2 separate regions of the Homo sapiens genome follow, and region 2 is linked to region 1. The links are chromatin loops, found by intact Hi-C in ENCODE. Cell type or tissue: Caco-2. All regions are shown on one strand. Links, peaks and the distances in the headings refer to the core of each region. The heading gives the core; the rest is flanking DNA.

What was found. Peaks named below come from ENCODE experiments on the same cell type or tissue, not always from the same donor. Only the 100,000 strongest peaks of a DNase experiment are listed, where the experiment ranks them.
Region 2: it touches region 1 in a loop (3-fold over the local background); 4 of 110 quality-filtered maps call a loop at or near these places.

Annotation. Positions count from the first base shown.
Region 1 is chr12:39,441,220-39,450,219 of GRCh38, reverse strand. KIF21A (kinesin family member 21A) reads left to right here and starts at 7,100. Exons shown (of 38, transcript NM_001173464.2): 1 at 7,100-7,293. The coding sequence starts at 7,250. It overlaps LOC124902919 (a long non-coding RNA gene), which reads right to left and starts at 3,064. Exons shown (of 2, transcript XR_007063278.1): 1 at 2,718-3,064; 2 at 1,451-2,384. RefSeq lists enhancers at 6,430-6,489, 6,771-7,271, 8,090-8,159 and a silencer at 6,570-7,469. In Caco-2, for the core only: a CTCF peak has its summit at 6,926; DNase peaks (open chromatin) are centred at 6,499, 6,859 and 7,689; H3K4me3 peaks cover 3,132 bases.
Region 2 is chr12:38,885,781-38,897,052 of GRCh38, reverse strand. The region is part of intron 1 of CPNE8 (copine 8); the gene reads left to right. Among named protein-coding and RNA genes, the nearest start is that of CPNE8, 14 kb to the left of the region's middle. RefSeq lists a silencer at 4,395-4,474. In Caco-2, for the core only: no CTCF peak of the experiment used is centred there; a DNase peak (open chromatin) is centred at 4,822.

The sequences.
Region 1 (9,000 bases), core at 4,001-9,000:
TCCAAAGCCAGCTGTTTGCATACAAAATTATAATCAGATCTTTTTCTTTTCATCTTTTTTCTAGCAGCCAAAAGGAAGAGTCAAATAACGTTTAATGACTGATTAGAATGTGGAAACTAGAAAACACAGGGTAGATGGCCTAGAGGGAGAAAACCAGTGAGATAGTTACACTAATGCATGCTGTAACTTCTTTTTGGCTGCCTCTTTTTGGCTGCCTTACAGTAGGTGCTGTAATGAATCTTTCTTCCAAATGTACCTTAGACAGGTGCAGCTGCAGCATCAGTACCTGCTTTAAAAACAATGTATTTATAAAAATATTTATTTATTTATTTATTTATTTATTTTAAGATGGAATTTTGCTCTTGTTGCCCAGGCAGGAGTGCAATGGCGTGATCTCAGCTCACTGCAACCCCTGCCTCCCAGGTTCAAGCAGTCCTCCTGCCTCAGCCTCCCAAGTAGCTGGGATTATAGGCATGCGCCTCCATGCCCGGCTATTTTTTGTATTTTTAGTAGAGATGGGGTTTCTCCATGTTGGTCAGGCTGGTCTCAAACTCCCGACCTCAAGTGATCCACCTGCCTTGGCCTCCCAAACTGCAGGGATTATAGGCATGAGCCACCGCACTGGGCAAAAATAATTATTATAAAATTAGTTTTGATGTGCACTTACTGGGAGCTGGTGCTGTGATTTACATATGATAAGCAAAGCTCTTTAAACCCCTAAACAACTCAATAAGCTTGGAAGTACATTACTTACTTATAAAAAACTGAGACTAGAAAGGGCTCATATTTGTCCAAAGACATATAGTCATTCAGCTAATATTTAATAACCCCTAATATGTGTCAGACATTAAATTACATGTCAGACTGTTGAGGGAACTACAGAAATATCTGTGAATAAAGCAGAAATGTTCTCTGCTATCTTGGATCTCATATTCAAATTCAGGGAGGCAGACAATAAACAAAAAATAAGACAATATCAGCTAGTGATAAGGGCTACGAAGAAATAAAATACTGATATGATAGTTCATAACTGAGTGTACAGGGTCAGAGATCAGTACAGTTACACAGAGCCTTCTGTTCAGAAGGGCCACACTCTTGGTTTAATAATATTCTGCTGTCATTGTCTTGAAATTCTTAATTTTATCTTCTGACTTGTGTTTTATAAGTGTGGTTTGATAAGGCACTGTGACATATGAATAAGCAGAAGACATATGTAGAACATGTATGTCCTCTGTTCCTTGCCATGCCATTCTTATGTAGCATTTGTGATCTCTCATGAGCATGGAATTCCAGTTGAATCACCACCCTGGAGAATTCAGTGAGATTCAAAGCCAGTGTGAGATAAATGTTCTATGTCTTCCACGGAGGAAGCAGGAATGCTGATATGTTTAGAAGCCATGCTTCTCTCAAACCAGAACTTGCTTCTGATGAAAGAAAAACTTCAGCCGAATTAAATTTAAAGGAGTTTAATTGGGCATTGAACAATTTGCGAATCGAGCAGCCCCCAGAATCACAGCAGATTAATAGAGACTCCAGGGGTGCCTCGTGTTCAGAACAAATTTATAGACAAAAAAGGTAAAGTGATGTACAGGGATCGGAAGTGAGGTACAGAAACAGTGAAATGGGTTACTACTCGGTGTTTGCCTTATTTGAATGCAGTTTGCACATTCTGCAGTCTATGAGTGGTTGAAGTATGGCTGCTGGGATTGGCCAACACTCAGCTATTATTACAGGTACATGCTACCAAGTTAGGTTTTCAATTTTGTCTATTAAGCTAGGTTACAGTTCATCCACAAGGACTCAAATATAGAAGTACAGAGTCCTTCTCAGGCCATAGTTTACTTTAACACTTCCAATGCAAAAAGAAGGCAATGACATTCTGAAAGATGACCAAAGAACCCAGTCTTATTCTTTTCTTCTTTCATTAATTCTTGTAGCAGCCAGCCATTAACTCCAAAAGTGATGATGTAATGTATTAGTCCCTTATTATGCTGCTATCAAGAAATACCAAAGACTGGGTAGTTTACAAAGGAAAGAGGTTTGACTCACAGGTTTGCATGGTTGGTGAGGCCTCAGGAAACTTAAAATCATGGTGGAAGGCACCTCATCACAGGGTAGCAAGAGAGAGAATGAGTGCCAAGTGAAGGGATAAGCCCCTTACAGAACCATCAGATCTCATGAGAACTCACTCACTATCAGAACAGCATGGTGGAAACTGCCCCTGCAATTCAACTATCTCCACCTGGTCCTGTCCTTTGATGCATGGGGATTATCACAAACAAGGTGAGATTTGGGTGGGCACACAGAGCCAAACCATGTCAGTAAAAGGAAAGGTAAAGACGGGACAGAGTAGTTTCCTTTCTTTTCAGTTCTTCCTTATTAATCTGTAAGTCAAAGGTAGGAAATGTTATTAGCATATGTGTGTATGAAATAAAAACAGTTGAGTTAGTTTTGTGCAGTGTTTCTACTGTTAAGAATAAAATGCATGTATGAATTATGAAATAAGTTGTATAATTTTTATAATCCCATGTAAGAGTTAAATGCTCTTCTGTTGATACTTAAAACCAGCATTGTACACTATAAAGATGAATGGAGAAAGTCATGGAAATATCTAAAACTTTAACTTTTCTTTCTGGAGAATGACATTAAATAGCAAATAAAAAACACCGTGACACAAGAGAGCTTAAAGGAAGGGGAAAAACTTTCTATTTTCGTACCTTTCATATCATTTTTATCTTCCTTTTCTTACAAGATCCCTCACATCTTCATTTTGTACCGGGTTGTGCAAATCAGGTAGCTGGTCTTTGTGGGGGTGCTATTTTAGACTGGGTGATCAAGAGAGGCCTCTTTGAGAAGACAGCATTTAAACTGATAACCTAGAAATTAAAAAAAAAAAAGCCAACGATGGGAAGGTCTGGGGAAAGAACATTCCAGGGAGAGGGTATAGCTAGTGCAAAGACCCTCAGGCAGGAAAGAACTTTATGAGTTCCAGAAATAGAAAGAAAACCAGTCTCACCAAAAAGTAGTTGTTAAGGTATAGAGTGGCAAAAGGTGAGGTCAGAGTTGGGGCAGGGACAGTGTGTGAAGGTCTTAAAGTGTAGAATAATTTATTCTATTTGTGTTAGTAGCCATTGGAAGGTTTCAGGCAGAGAAATGACATAAATGACTTATGTTTAAAAGGACATTATTCTGGCCAGGCACAGTGTCTCACACCTGTAATCACAGCACTTTGAGAGGCCAAGGCAGGCGGATCACCTGAGGTCAGGAGTTCGAGACCAGCCTGACCAACATGGCGAAACCTCGTCTCTACTAAAAATACAAAAATTAGCCAGGCATGGTGGTGGGTGCCTGTAATCTCAGCTACTCAGGAGGCTGACGCAGGAGAATCATTTGGACGCAGGAGAATCATTTGAACCCAGGAGGCAGAGGTTGCAGTGAGCCAAGATTGCCCCACTGTATTTCAGCCTGGGCAACAGTGAGACTCTGTCTCAAGAAAAAAAAAAAAACCAACAAAAACATTATTCCTGCAATATGAAGGCAAGAGTGGACTCAGGGAGACCATCCTGTGCAGTTTATATCTGAAGAATTCCTTACCCGTCCAGGTAAAATTCATCGTATTTCTCTCGTAATTTCTGTTATTCCATTTAGTATTTTCAAACATATCTTCCTGTGCTAGACAGTAAACTCCTTGTAAGCACTGACATTGTCTTATTCTTCTCTAAATCACTGTTGTCCCTCACTTTGTTTGCATATAATCACTTAAAATATTTATTGAGTCAATGATTGGAATAAGACTTAAACCACTCTTGCAGTAAAAGCTCTTCCCTTGGAACTTTCTTGAAATTAAGAAATTAAGATTATTTAGAGGAGTCATGGCCAGGCGCGGTCACTCACGCCTGTAATCCCAGCACTTTGGGAGGCCGAGGCGGGTGGATCACGAGGTCAAGAGATCGAGACCATCCTGGCCAACATGGTGAAACCCCGTCTCTACTAAAAATACAAAAAGTTAAGCCAGGCGTGGTAGCAGGTGCCTGTAGTCCCAGCTACTCGGGAGGCTGAGGCAGGAGAATGGCGTGAACCCAGGAGGCAGAGCTTTCAGTGAGCCGAGTTGGTGCCACTGCACTCCAGCCTGGGCGAAAGAGTGAGACTCCAGAGCGAGACTCCAGAGCGAGACTCCATCTCAGAAAAAAAAAAAAAAAAGAGGAGTCATAAGGAAAGGTGTTATAGCAGCTGTAAATGAATTGGAACTAAATACAAAATAGTATGTTAATTTTACAACTTTAGAAATTTGGGGAAAAATTACTGACTAGGTCATTAATGAGAATTTGAATTTCTACACTGCCTCTTCCTGAAACCATGTGCAATATGAACCCAAAGCCACAGCTGTTATTGGTGCTAATATTTTGTCCAGAAGTTCCAGCCTGGTGTCTTGGGACTAAAGTTGGCCTGAGACATATTTTGTCTGGTTTGCAGCATATGTAAATATTGTGCTGAATTAGTCGTTGGTGTTTAAAACTAAGGAGTTTTTTCATAAAGATCTGTTTTTCTCTTTTTCTTGAGAAGCAACATACATACAAGAAATAAAAATCTTGGCAGCATTGGATTTGCATTTCATCAAGGCAATATTCAGCCAGAGCTGAGGATGGCCACCACCTTTGGAAGGGGCCTGTGTCTCTATTTTATGATAGTCCTCACCTTTATCATAGTATTCATCTTGCTCTGCTCTTTTGAGCTACCTGCCTGGCTCCTGTAGGCATTTGTGTTTGTGACTCCCCTTACTGAGACATATATGTATACTATTGTTATTTAAAATGAGAACTTTTTTTGGCCAGGTGAGGTAGCTCATGCCTGTAATCCCAGCACTTTGGGAGGCTGAGGTGGGCGGATCACTTGAGGTCAGGAGTTTGAGACCAGCCTGGTAAACATGGTGAAATCCCATCTCTACTAAAAATACAAAAATTACCTGGATGTGTTGGCACATGCCTGAAATCCCAGCTACTCCGGAGGCTGAGGCACGAGAATCCCTTGAACCCCGGAGGAGGATGTCGATGTCGCAGTGAGCTGAGATCACACCATTGCATTCCAGCCTGGATGACAGAGCGAGACACTGTCTCAAAAAATAAAATAGGCTGGGTGTGGTGGCTCATGCCTGTAATCCCAGCACTTTGGGAGGCCGAGGCGGGTGGATCACAAGGTCAGGAGTTCAAGACCAGCCTGGCCAATACGGTGAAACTCTGTCTCTACTAAAAATACAAAAATTAGCTGGGCATGGTGGCACACGCCTGTAGTCCCAGCTACTCAGGAGGCTGAGGCAGAAGAATCGCTTGAACCCGGGAGGCAGAGGTTACAGTGAGCCGAGATCACGCCACTGCACTCCAGCCTGGTGACAGAGCAAGACTTTGTCTCAAAATAAAATAAAATAAAAAAGAACTTTTTTTAAAAAGAGGGTCTTAATTATACAAATTTCTCTTTAGTTTTCTTGTTAAATGTGCTGGGCCATTCTTGCTTTCCTTGCAGCTTTCATCAACAAAAGAAGCAAGGTGGCCAGCCCAGATCCACCCAGATATGGGCTTGCCAGGGCAGGGTGAAATGCAGCTCTGATTTGTTGATGGATAAATTTTGAGGCTAGGAAAGGCCCTCCAAAGAGTAGCCAGAGGAGAGCTTTCCCACCAATTTGATCTATAGAAGGATACTCAGCATCTCTGCCCTCTTTACCTCCCAGTTACATGTCTGTTAAGATTTAGGGGTAGTGAGATTAAGGGACAGAATAAATTTAAAACTATCTATAATTATATACCCCATCGGCCTTCCCATGGGTTTAAATCATCAAACACTTCTTGTTTTTCCCATAGTGTTGCAGCCTTCTCTGAGCCACACTGCTGTATCACTGCTGAACAAGATGATTAGGTATGTGATTGTAGATTGCAGGCATTTGAGGTAGTGCCTTTATTTGGATAGTGCCATTTAATTTGTGATACTATTTCGTATGAAGCCACATGTTTGTTTATAGAGATGTATGGAGCAGTCCACAAAAGATACTCTGTGGCAAAGCTAATAAAGGCTGTTTCCACAGAGCTATCTGAAGGCATGTGGAAGCACAATAGTGACAAACAGAAACCACAATGGGTCAATGTTGAGAGAATCCTGGGATTGGGAGGTGCTTTTTAAAGGCCAGAAGGGAAAGAAAATCAGTTTGGAAGGATTTACTACACAGCAGGTCTTGGTGGATATATTCAGTTCTGGGAACACTTGGCAGTACCAGGGTGCAGTTCATTTACCAGTGTACAAATGATTGAACAGAAAAGCATTCAGGAGTCTCGAATAAATCATTTCCATATCCCACCCGAGCTGGTAAACGGGCGATGAACTGTAGAACAGCCCAGCTGTCCAGAGACAGTGGACAAACCTGGGAGTCCGTTTAGCATGAATGACTGACTCCGGGGAGGGAGGAGGGAGGGCGTTCAGCTGGGGGCTAGGGAAGGGGGTCAAAGTCCAAGCTGCAGAGAGGACAATAAGGCTATGCGTGGGACACAAAGCCGAACCGCAGCAGCAGCTGCCTGGCTCCCGGCGCGCCGCTGAATCAAGCTTCGATTTGAGAAGGGACCTGGCAGCAGCGCGTGCACTAGCTGCTTCCTTCTCCCAGAAGAGCCTGGAAGGGCGCACAGGCTGGTCGCCCTCGGGCGAGGGCAGCCGGCGGCAGGCATCCCTCCCCCTCGCCTCCCTGCCCAGCAGCGCCAGGCAGTGTCCCGACGAGGGCAGGGCGGGGCGCAGGCTGGGGGAGGGCGAGGTGGGGCTGAGCCGCGCGGCGGCGGCTGACGCAGTGCGGGGCGAGGAGCCCGGAGCGCCCTGGCGGGCGTGGAGTCCCCAGCCTGGCCGCTGGGAGGCCGCGTCCCCACCGGAGGGGGCAGGGCGCACTCACCCGGCCGCCCTGAGGCCGCTGGCGGCCTGTTGGCTTCTCCACAGGCGCGCTCGCCGTTCAAGCGCGCTTTGTCCCCGCCCCAGATCCTGGGGGGTGAGCGGTGGAGAAGGGGCGGGCGCCCGCGAGCCGTGAATCACCTCCTCCTCTTGCTGCCTCAGCGCCGCCGCCACCTTTCCATTCAGTCGCCCAACATGGCTGGAGCGCGGCGGAGGTGAGCCGGCCGCCCGCCCGCAGACGCCCCAGCCTACTGCGCCCGAGTCCCGCGGCCCCAGTGGCGCCTCAGCTCTGCGGTGCCGAGGCCCAACGGCTCGATCGCTGCCCGCCGCCAGCATGTTGGGCGCCCCGGACGAGAGCTCCGTGCGGGTGGCTGTCAGGTGAGGACAGTCTGCCGGCGGCGGGCGGCGGGCGGCGGGTTGAGGGCGCGGCAAGGACCTGGCTGTGGCGCGGAGCACCGGCTACCGGGGTGGAGCGACCTGAGGGGCGTCCCGGCCGGGTTCTGCGGCTGAGGAAACTGAGGCAGTGAGTCCCCGCTGGCCTGGCACGCGCGGCCGGGTGCTGGCAGGGCGACTGCGCCGCCCTCACGCCGTCTGTGTTTGCAGGTGGCTGGCGGCTGCGCGGCGCCGGGTCCCTGGGGGGCGTCTTGACTTCTCTGGGGGAAAAGCCCTCGTCACTCCCCTCCGTCCCCTCGCGGGATCAGTCACCTCAGGTCTGGCCGCCTTGGGCTATCGCCTGTCCGGGAGGAGCTGCCTGTGCGCGGGGCTGTGGTGTTCTTTTTTATTAGTTCTAGAATGTCTGTCATACGTGTCCATGCAGCTCCGGCCTTCCCAGGCAGGAGACAAAGCATCTGACTATCAGCGCCGGCGACCGCAGGGCCCGCCGCGCGCCCACTCGGGTTCTGATGTCTGTGCAAATGAGACATCTTTTTCAGCATCACGGGGATCTAGACATGCCCCCGCGTGTGGGTAGAGGAGACAGATCTAGCCTCTTGGGTGTTGGAATGGGAGTGGAATTTAAGGTAAAATCCACTGGGGAGAGGTCTACAGAAGGAGGAAAACTCTTTAGCCAGAGGAAGGGTGAAATGGGTGACTGTGTGAAACATACTGACATTAGGCAGGGTGGATACAATGTAATCGTAACGTTACCCAGGCCAGGGTGTGAGTCTGGAAATACTAGGTACATCCTAGTATTGAAATTATATTTCGGCCAATGACAGGCACGAGTATTCGATGTAATTTCGGCTGTTTTGATACTTATCAAGAAGGAAAGCTCTGATAGTTGCTCATGGAAAATTGCAACATCATCACACTGTGTGAAAAATTAATGAAGCATTCATCCTAGAGTAAGTGCGTGGCTTTCACAGCTCTGAGAGTCTACTGTTAATTCACTTCTCCTTATTTATGCTTTAAGGATTATAAAAATAATCTACACTCCAAGGAATTAGGAACTATTAACAATCTCCCAGTCTTGTAGTCTTTCCAGAAAATTATTCTAAAAATTCTCCCCTCTAAACATTTCTATAGTTACTATTTTAGTGACACATCTTGGGTCAGGCATAGTAATGGCTGTTTCGTATACTTTGTATCTTTAATTAACTTAAATAATAAAATGAGTTTTTAAGTGTTTTTTTTTTTTTTTTTTTTACCACCCAGGGAGGTGACAGTTTTATGACTGGTTAGAATCACCTGTTATAAGGCTTTTGAAGTTTTAATTAGGCCTTCTTCGTTATTCTAGGGCTACTTATCCAATTGTTAGATTAGTCTGTTTCTCCTATTCACTGCTACTACCTCTCTTTTGGCCCTTTAATACCAGTTAATGACTGCACCAGGGTGGAGAAAGGGGAAGGAAAAAGACAGAAAACCCAATAAGAGGCAATTTTGTTAGGAGATCTGATCAAGGAAAGTGAAGAAGGTGCATAAAATATTACTGAAAACAGACAATTTGTCTGTTTTTAGACGTTTGAGATTTTTATATGTGAATTCTCTAGACTATCACAAGGCAGTTTGTTGACCATTCTGTTAAATCCGATGCTTCTTTGCCTGTAGAGCCATGGATGACCCTAAAGTGATGCTGACTGATAAATA
Region 2 (11,272 bases), core at 2,930-7,929, 550 kb after region 1:
TCATTTCCTAATCTGTAACATAGAAATTATTTAAAAACCAAAATTTCAAGGTTGTTGGATGAGTAAATGAAATAAAGTCTGTACAATGCCCAGCCTGTCACAAGAAAAGCACTAACTGGCTATTAGTCTTATCCCAGGTTCTTCAGCATTTTACTGTGTGGCACACAGCAACATAGAAGAAGGTATCTGTACTTTGGAAAAATTTATAGTCAATTTGGGGAGCCACAGAAACATAGAACCAAGGTGACAGTGATAAAGCTGCATGTTATCCCATGCTGATTAATTCAATGTGGAGAGAGTGTGGAATAAAACAGTCGTTAGAATAGTGTGGATTTGTAAATGCACACTCAGTTTCTACAGATTCCACCCCATAGGCCCACTTCTGCCAAGACACAATCAGTCATGTGGGATTTGACAGGTAGGAGGTAGTCTGCTATAATAACCAAGTTTTAGAACAAAAGAACATTCTTGTATCTGCTCAATAAAGTCAACGGGCTGATATTTAAGACAGCTGTTTTGTGTTGGGCATGATAAAACAGATACTGCTGTAGTTGCCAATACAGGCTGAGGTAAGGCAAGTAGTTATTGCCTGTAATAAAATAGGATGTATTTAAAAGGTGCCTGACCCAGGGACCAATGATGTTCACTCCCTGATACACAATACCTTAATATTGGCAAACTTAATGACAACATTCAGTGTTAGTGCCTCTCCAGCCAGGACCATTAGCTACCAGACATTCTTGTTCAAATTGTGAGGGTTTTTGTCAGGTTTATTCTGTGAAGAATAATGTTGCAGACCTTCTGAGGGAATCATCAGCTGATTTTCTGAAACTCTGAAGAAACAAAATATCACTGATAGTCCCCAGCAAATATTTCTATTTATTAGACAGTAAACGAATTCAAATATAAGCTATTTTAATGAAGCCAAGAAACATGCAACTTTTGGATATTTGCCATCTATTTTCTTTAAATTAATCTCAAAATCTAACTCTTTGTCAGACAATGTATAAAGTGGTTAATGTGGGCTAATTCATTCAATCCTTGCAATTCTGAAAAGAGGTGATGTTATGTCCTGTTTTACAAGTGAAGAAATTGAGGTTTAGAGAGAGTATAAGTAATTTGGTTTAAGTCACGTATCTAGTAAGTGGCAAAGTTGAGTTCCTATCCATATATGTCTAATTCCTAAGCATAAGCTTATGACCATTAGCTATATTATGTTGTTCTTCCATAAATTCTTTATTGTCGGCTTGAAGAGTGGAGCTCTTTTCTGTCAATACCAGTGTGTTAGTAACTAAAAGAAATTATAAAGCTTAGGAGATGCAATTATAATAGATCATATCAACACTACTCTACCACAAAGGATATATTTCTCTGAGGATGCAAAACACAGAATGCTTTCCTGTTTTTCTGTTCCCTACTGGTGAGAGCTTTGAGTAGAGCAATTCATAGGAGTGGCATAAACTTTAACCATGTGATGTTTTATTTCCAGTATTGATTCTTATCTTTTTCTGATGCTGAGTTACCTAATGAAGATGTAGGAAATTAAGTAATGAGAAGACTATTTAGCTAGAAATCAGCAGGCAGGGTGAGATGAAAACTAAATACTGGAGAGAGGTGATAGTCTGGGCAAATGAAAAGTAAGAAAAGTTAATTGAAATGACTATGTGACATTCAAATTTACCAGTGGAATTGAGAATTGACCTCAGGCCCTACAATTTCAGTCCAGTGCTTTCTTAGCACTGGGGAAGTCACCGTTTAACTTGCTAGCTTTTCAGTAATACTTAATTCCAGAGTTTCCCTTCATGGCAAATTCATTCTTCAGAATTTCATGTAAATAAAATAACTACTTCGATATTAATATCAGTACATTATTCTGAGCTATATGAATTGTGGCATGAGTTTGTAAAAGTCAATTTTTTCTTACCTTGCTAATTAGCTTCATGCTCTCTATGTATGTAAAATAAGTAACAAGTGACACATTAATTTTATTAAGAACAATCTCAAATGTCAGAGAGTGTAATGAACCAGAGATATGATTATAATTGCCATAACTGGTTGAAACCAACATGTGTCTCTGCCTTAGCATAATAGTGGTTTTATAATCATTTTGAGAAATGTAATTGTTTCTCACTGTCTGCAGATCCTTCTTATTGCATCCATCTCCTATAACTCTGAGCATTCCTACAATCCTCTTTTATCTAAATGTACTCCTATAAAGGAGTACTCTTTTATCTAAATGTACTCCTATTTGTAGATTTTTTGGTAATTGAAAGTAACACAAACATTTTTCTTTAATGTCTTAAATAGGTTTTCATGTTTCCAAGCTATAAGTAAAGAATATGAGAGAGAGAGAGAGAGAGAGAGAGAGAGAGAGAGAGAGAGAGAGAGAGAGAGTGAGCTGGAGTGAGAGCAAGCACGTGAGACTAAGGGATACGTGGGAACTACACTAGAATAATAAATGTATTTGCTAAACCCATCTCAATTACCTACGATTTTAGATATAGCTTATTATCTGACTTATCTTGGTATCTCCACTCTCAAATTAATTATGGAAGCAGAGATATTAGAAAGTTGATTACAATTGATTTTTATGCCAGTGGTTTCATCCAAAGCCTCTTGTAGGCATTGGGGAAAGGAGGCGTAATCAATATCAAGTTACTAGTGAATTTCTCTCTTAATTGATAATTTAAATTAGTAAATTAAAAAAATTTTTTTGGGAAAAGTTTGAAGTATACTACCTAAAAGATGATTGATTTTTTAACTTAAGACATATCTTATAATGGCTTTATTTTCTTTGTTTCACTTAAATCACTGTGCCATTGGAATGTCATATATATGGCATCTTGCTTCCTTGTGGAACACTTCAGCAAAGAAACAGCATCTGTTTTGTTTCTGGAACTAGCTCTGTGAACTTTGACAATCATGCCACTTCACTGGATCTTAGATCCTATAGAAAGGTTGAGTCTCTGGTCAAGATGACCTATGATATTACTTGGAGGTTCATAATTTTATGATTGGAGAAGCAGGACCTTAAAATAAAATGGGGACATACTTCAGTTTAAGGAAATAATGTGATTGTCAAAGCCCATTGTAAACTAGTGGTGATAATTTATCTTTAATAAAACAAACAAAAAAGGCTATTTTACTTTCAAAATATTTATCTCAGAATGTCTTTAGATAGACAATTCCTCTAGTGTATTTAAAATGATATTGAAATATGAATTTTAATTTTAATCAGAACAATTGCAGATATAGAGTAAAAGTTATTTATTATCTTTGAGTTTTTTAAATAAAAGAAGGTTTGTGAAGAAAAAGTAATAGGGAAAGGAGTAGTATTGTTACTGCAAAGGGCTCCCGACCCAGACACCAAGAGAGGGTTCTTGGATCTCGTGAAAGAAAGAATTTAGGGTGAGTCTATACAGTAAAGTGAAAGCAAGTTTATTAAGAAAGTAAAGGAATAAAAGAAGGGCTAACCCATAGGCAGAGCAGCACCAGGGTGGCTGGTTGCCCATTTTTATGGTTATTTCTTGATTATATGCTAAACCAAGGGTGGATTATTCATGCCTCCCCTTTTTAGAACATAGAGGGTAACTTGCTCATGTTGCCATGGAATTTGTAAACTGTGATGGCGCTGGTGGGAGTGTAGCAGTGAGGATGACCAGAGGCCACTCTCATTGTCATATTGGTTTTGGTGGGCTTTGGTTAGCTTCATTATAGCAGTGTGTTTTATCAGCAAGGTCTTTATGACATGTATCTTGTGCTGAACTTCTATCTTATTCTGTGACTAAATGCCTTAACCTCCTGGGAATGCAGCCCAGCAGGTCTCAGCCTTATTTTACCCAGCCCCTATTCAAGATGGAGTTGCTCTGGTTCAAACACCTCTGACAGTGTTAACATATATTTAGAAAACCTTAATTTCCTCCAAACAGTTTAACTTTGTTGCCATATTACACTTGATTTTCTAGACATAGGCTCTTAAACCTTTGTGTGATCATGAGACTTTAAAAATGTAGGCTCTAATTCAAGTGTCTAAGGTTTTTTTTTTAAAGAACTATTATGTTAGATTATTTCTAACACCAACTACTTGCTATTTCAACGTCCTCATTTTCCTTAATATTCTCCCCAAGAGTTGTCAAGTTCTGCTGTTGCTGTTCTAGTTTTTTCTCTCAACAGAAATCTATAACAAACTGTATTCATGGAAATGAACAGTGTTTGATATGAATAGATATCGGTGCCTTTTCAGTAATTTACTTTTCTAATATGTTACTTTTAAAAAATCATTTAGGTCTCTTTGGCAACTAGAGAGTTTTTAGTAAAATTGTCAGATGGATTCAGTCTTGTGTGCTTCCTCTGATCAGTTGTCACTGAGTGTGGGCTACCTGGGCTTTCTGGAACAGTTGACTTTCAAAATGAAATAAGCCAACACTGTGAGTCATGTATGCTATTACTTCCCTACCATTATAATGCTTGACTTACTATATTTCATAAGCTTTATGAATGGTTTCGGTACTTTTAAAATCACCTTATCAGTCACCAAGACTTGTTTATTCCATTCTCCAAAGTGTCGGTCACCTCCTTTCCATTTCTGCTGTCTCCACTCTGGCTCAAGAAGTAATCATTTTTCCTCTTCTTCACACATGTAGTGAGCTTCACATGTTTAGTTAGCTTTGTAAACAAAGGTTGAATTGCATGATTTTTCTTTGCAGAAACTTCCACTGTTTCAGCGTGTCCCCTTTGTTTACAGAGTAAAGTCCAAGTATGCTAGCATGTGTTCAGAGTACTTACTCATCCTGCCCAGATTCCTTTCCCAGCCTTATCTCAGACATGGGCACCAGCCAAAGTGGACTAGGTGTTAATCCCCACGTTCCTTTGTGTCTTCCCTTTCTCCACCCTTGTTGACACTTTCCTACAGCCTGAGAAGCCTTTCCCCCATTTGTGGCTCTCCTTGCCTGGTTGTCAAGATTTACCTCACTCAGTGCAATTTGTGATATTTTACTAGATTCTTGAAATTGGAATTAATTGTTGCTTCCTTGGAGTTCCCAGACAACATTTCTTGTACATTCTTTTTGTTTTATTTTGACTTAAAATTTTTTAGGTTTTTGCACGCCTGTCTCCCCAACCAAGTTTAAAAATATCTATTTGTTTTATCATTGATTATTACAAAACCAGACTTTGTGCTTTGCACATGAAAGGTTTTCAATAAATGTTTGCCACTTGATAGATTGGAAGAATGAATGTGGACATCTATGAATTTGAATATGTTTATACATTATATGTTTATACCCTTAAAAATATTAGTTTATATTGGCTGGTTGTGGTGGCTCACGCCTGTAATCCCAGCACTTTGGGAGGCCGAGGCGGACGGATCACATGAGGTTGGGGGTTTGAGACCAGCCTGACCAACATGGAGGAACCCTGTCTCTACTAAAAATACAAAATTAGCCCGGCATGGTGGCGCCTGCCTGTAATACCAGCTACTAGGGAGGCTGAGGCAGGAGAATTGCTTGAACCTGGGAAGTGGAGGTTGTGGTGAGCCGAGATCGTGCCATTGCATTCCAGCCTGGGCAACAAAAGTGAAAACTCCGTCTCAAAAAAAAAAAAAATTAGTTTATACACTTAGTGAGAACACTGAAATGCCTGCCTGATTTTGCTATTCAGTAAAGATATAATTATTTAATCTTTGTTTATATAACGTTCTACAAAGTTTTATTTGTGAAGAAATGAGAAACAAATAAATTTAAATTAAAACACATTGTCCTCAAGCAGAGCAAAGCTAATTTTAGAGGTGGCCACAGTACATTCTAAATATTGACGGATAATTTGGCCAGGCGCAGTGGCTCATGCCTATAATCGCAGCACTTTGCGAGGCTGAGGTGGGTGGATTATTTGAGGTTGGGAGGTTGAAATCAGCCTGGACAACAGGGTAAAACCCCATCTCTACTAAAAAATACAAAAATTTGTCAGGTATGGTGGTGGGTGCCCATAATCCCAGCTACTTGGGAGGGCGAGGAGGCAGGAGATTCTCTTCAACCCAGGAGGCAGTGGTTGCAGTGAGCCGAAACTATGCCACTGCACTCTGGGTTGGGTGACAGAGTGAGACTCTTTCTCTCTCTCTCAAAAAAAATATTTTATATATATACATATATATATATGTATATATATAAATAAAAATGTTGACAGATAATTCGCTTAATCTGGGCATGAATACTACCCAAAAAAAGGAGACAATTTGCATGTGTGATATCCTATATAAAATACCTAAGTAGAAAAATAAGTGAACATATCTTTTACTCAAGGAAGACTTTTGTCTTGGGGAAAAATATGTCTTAAAGTACTTGGTGAACTAATAAAGTGCAGCAGCACGTGATGGTTTCACTTGGGTATAATTTAGGGTAAGAAGAGCTGTTTGGTGGCCTGGCCACTTGAGGAAGCAAAAATTTGCTTATATGCTAATGTACTTCTTCCAGACTCTGTATTTTTTTTTATCACCAATTTAAATTTTGTGCCACACAATGTAAAATAAAATTTTAGAAAAGTCAAAATCCAACTAAAGAAAAGTGTCAAGGATGAGAAGATGGAAAACAATGCTTTCTATAAAAAAAGGAAAAGACAGAACTTGTTTACACATGTTCAAGTTAAAAATGAGGAAGTTTACTTAAGTCAAGTCACTATCCATAAATCATGTCTTTCCTACACTTGTCTGGCTATAAAGTTTCCTTGGATGGCCTAAGTAATTTCCTAAGTGCTTGTAACAGCTGAAGTATCTAAGTGCTCAGTTGATTATATTTAGCCTAAAATGTTGTCATCCCTGATTACATCAAGTCTTTCCAGAGAAACAGACCTCATTAGTGGCTATAGCTATAAAATTAGGAAAAAAAAAGAAAATTATAAAGCCACTTTGTTTCAATGAGGTCAATAAATGGTAATACAAGGTGAAGATGATGATGATTGATGAACAATTTCCAGCACATATATAAAATGCTGTGATTTAAAAAATGCAACTGTTGTGTGGTTGTGTCATTTTCATTTTGGCAGCATGGTCTAAACCAGCTATTGTCAACAAGAGGCACCATCAAAATTGCTTCAGAGGTTTTGCGAACTACTTATGGGCACTCCTGAAAATTCTAGGTTGCTTTCCTACAAGGGACTAAGTCCTCCCCATCATTTTCTCTATGCCCCCAATACCCCAGTAAAACTTCTGTCAGTTGAGCCTCAGGCCTCATCCTCCCATTCCTTCTACTTCCGTATCGTCTCTTTAACATGGCTGACCATTCTGCTAACTAGGTCCAGGCCAGTCTGACCCATGCAAAGACTATGCACAAGTTCCTTGACTCTTCCAACCTCACAATCTCTGGCCAACCTTCTCCTCCTCGCCAGGAATCCTGTACTTTGAGCTGGTAGAGTTGTACTCAAAAAGGGCAAATGACATCATACTATTACTCCCTTGTTTAAGACCCTCTAGTTGCCTGTATAATGAGTCATCAGGATCTTCCAAACCCTGACTTAAATTTTCAGCCTCATCTCTTTCTCTCTATGTCCCACCACCCTCCCCTTCTCCACTTTTGCCTCTAAACTCTTTCCTAAACTCTAAGTCACTTCAGACACCTGTGTTTCCTGAGAAAACCATGATGTTCACACTGTGGTTCTCTCTGGTAGGAACAGTTTGGCCTCACGTTGTTATCTCACCTGATGGACTCTGCCGATAGTTCAAGCATCACTCATACTATGAAGACTTTTCCTGATCCTTCAGATTGACTTGCCCACCCCTCCCTTTCTCTAATTTGTAATGAATTTATTATACATATTCCACATTTCACTGCACATATTTGTTTATAAATCTGTCTCCTTAATGGAATATAAATAATCTAGGGCCTGGAGCCCAATGTGTTCATATCATGGTCTCCAACACTAAATCCTTTATCTGGCACTTAATAACCTAGTGCTGGTTGAATCAACATTTGAATGAGTGTCAGACAGCTATTAAACTGTAAATTCTCATAGGATAAGAATCATGTCTTATTCAGCTTTGCATCCCACTTAGCTTCTAGTCCAGTGTATTGCATATAGAAAGTGCTTGATAATTATTTATTCAATATATAGTTGAAGAAAGGAACGTTAGTAGAAGAAAGGCACATCACATATGAACAGGAACCATGGCTGGAAGGCCTGAAGGCCAGAAAGAGTATAGTATTAATTGAGTTGAAAAAAAATCAATTGTAAAAAGGCAGGATGAAGGAGACATAGCGAAGCAATTGCCTATGCCTGTTTCATTCAGTGGTTTTTTTAGGACTTGTAGAACTGTAGGTAGGATGGGCTGCTACTGAGATTTTGTTTCCATTGTTGTTTTGTTGGTTTTGGGGCCGAGATGAGAGCCTTTGAGTCAGGGCACACTTCTGTTCTACTCACTTCTGATAAGGATGAAACATACATATTAGGAAGTCATTTTCATTCTCCTGTATCTCAGCTGATCATTTATGCTGACCTACATATTCCCATTTGGATTAGTTCCTTCTTCTGTTTAAATTCTGTTATTGAGTCTGCAAATCTCAGATTACTCCTAGGTACTTCTGAATTGTCCAATGGTCCAAAGAAATTACAGAAGATATTGCTTAAAATCTGGAGGAAGAAAAAAACCAACCTTGCCAATCTAGCCTTACCTTTACAAGCATGTTATTGTTTTCATTGTCATAGCCTATGTATTATTTCATGCATCTTAAAGAGAGCTGGCTCAAGACAACCTTGCATATAGATAAAGATTTTCTTTTGAAATGTTGAAATGTTGAGCCTGAATATACATGACTTTTCCTCCATTATAGAAGCAACATATTATTCTACAGCTAATAGACAAAGGAACAAAATGTTAGAAAATCCAGTCATATGATCAATATATTTTGGGAGTGGTGCTTGGAAGGCAGCAGTATGTGAGCTGATGTTGGGTAGAGTGATGTTAGCCTCCAGCTTTCTACTTAGTGGAGATCTGTAGGCACATCACAGTCATCAGCTCTTGCTTCTTGGACAAGTGATCCATTGCACTGACTCTGGGAAAAGCAATAAACCCTAAAAGACTGCTAATCTAGCTAATTGTGTAAAATATTTGGAGGATCATTGTCCACTTAGCTGTTAGCAAGTGAGCTGAAATGTGGTTACTGCTTTTAGAGTGGGCAGGAGGAGAGACTGAGAAAAATAATGATATATAATCTCAAGTGTTGTAACGTAGTTAGGGAATGGTGTAATGTATTACAGGCTTAGCAAAAGTTTAGAGCCAGAAAGATCTGGATTTAAACGGCAACTCCATACTTTACTCTGAGAGTTCAGATAAGTTAGTTTCCTTGTGCTTCTGTTTATAGAAATTCCTTCTGATACAGTTGTATAAGGATTGTTTGAGATAATATTAATAAAGTGTTTTGAAAGTTTCAATAGCTTAGCAAGGAATTCTTGTTTTTATACAGATATTCAACTGAAATATTTGGAAAACAGTAGATCACTTCATGAAGATAAAGTTGTAAAAATATGCAAAAAAAAATCAAATTATGTTGAAAAGAGCAAAGGAGAAAGTACAAATCACCCCAACTTTCTTACCCAGCAATAGGTCAGGCCAAGCAGATATCTCTTTGTGCATTTATTTAGAGGCATATAAGGCATATTTCCATTCATATTTATTTTACAATGACTTACGTAAGATGGAAGTCGAGTTTTTTTCCTTGGATTTTGGCTTCAGATATTAATACCTGAACCTAGCTGCTGCTTTTCAGGCCTAGTACCCCCTGCCTGGAGAGCATCTCTCCAAGGGAATGATCTCAGCTGTGGTCTCAATATACCCCTCTTCCTATCTGTCTGCCTCCATGGAGCCTTCACTGCTGTTGTTAAAACATTGCTGTTGACAGTGCCACTGGGAAGTTGCAGTAATGTCCTATTGCTACAAGGCCTGGCATGAGACCTTGCTGTCTGCTGTCCCTGTAACCCTGTATGTAACTCTGCTCATTGCCTCCTGGTGCTTGTCTCTCTTGATTTACCAGATCTTTGTGGTTCTATGTGGTCCTTCTAGGTTCAGTCTCAGTCAGAAGTCCTCCTTACCAAAGACTCCCTGGGTGTCGTCATTTCTTTAAATCCATATATTCACAACTTTTTTGCTCTGTGGGCACACACCCCACAGTTCCAGGCTCCAGACTGTGTGGGCCTGTCTTTGTCTCTGAATCTGGGTCTCCCATCTGAGCTCTACCTTCTTTTGTAAAGAAATTCCTCTCAGAGTTTCCTATTATATATTCCTTCCACCAGACCCTGGCTGGGCCGACAGTATAAACTTAAAAAGATATCAAGAGGATTCATTTTTCATTTTACCAGGAGGCTCTTTGGCCCCTTTTAATTTCATAGAAGGCAAAAGGAACTTGGAGGAGCAGCCTTAGGCTCACATTACATCTCTTCTTTCTTCTACAAAGTGGACTTGAGATCAGGGCTTAACTATTCCCATACACTACTCTAGTAGTGCCTGGCACATAATACATGCCCAATAAATCTGTGTTGAAAGAAAGCATGAATGAATATTTTCGAATGAATTTGACCTTTTTCCTTAATCACAGTTTAGGGCTTTATCACTTAATTTAGGGCATTGCACACCCACTCTACATTATTCTCTTTGCCTTTGCCTCTAGATAGTTTTTCCAATATTTACTATATGCTGGGTTTGCTCTAAGCACTTTATATTTACTTACTTACTCCTCAAACAACTCTATGAGGAGGATACTATGATCATCTCCTTTTTTACAGATAAGAAAACTGAAGCCTAGAGAGTTTTAGTTTACACAGCTAGTAAATGGTGGAACTGGTGGTTCCCAGTTGTAATGACTGTTCAGAGGTGGCACCCTGCCAGGTGATGACAAGTCCATGAGATCTGGTGATTGTACTGAAGTGGGGAAAAGCTGGCAGTCTCTTCTTGGGTGCCAGAATTATAAAATATGAAGCTAATAACCCCAGCCATCTATATTAGCCTGTTCTCCCCTTGCTGTAAAGAACTACCTGAGACTGGGGGTAATTTATGAAGAAATGAGATTTAATTGGCTCACCGTTCTGTATGCTGTACAGGTAGCATAGCTGGGGAGGCCTCCAGAAACTTTCAATCATGGTGGAAGGCACAAGGGGAGGCAGGCACGTCTTTACATGGTGGAGCAGGAGAGAGAGAGAGAAGGGGGAAGTACTACACACTTTTAAACAACCAAATCTCCTGAGAACTCACTATCACAAGAACAGAAGGGGGAGGACTGCCTCCATGATCCAG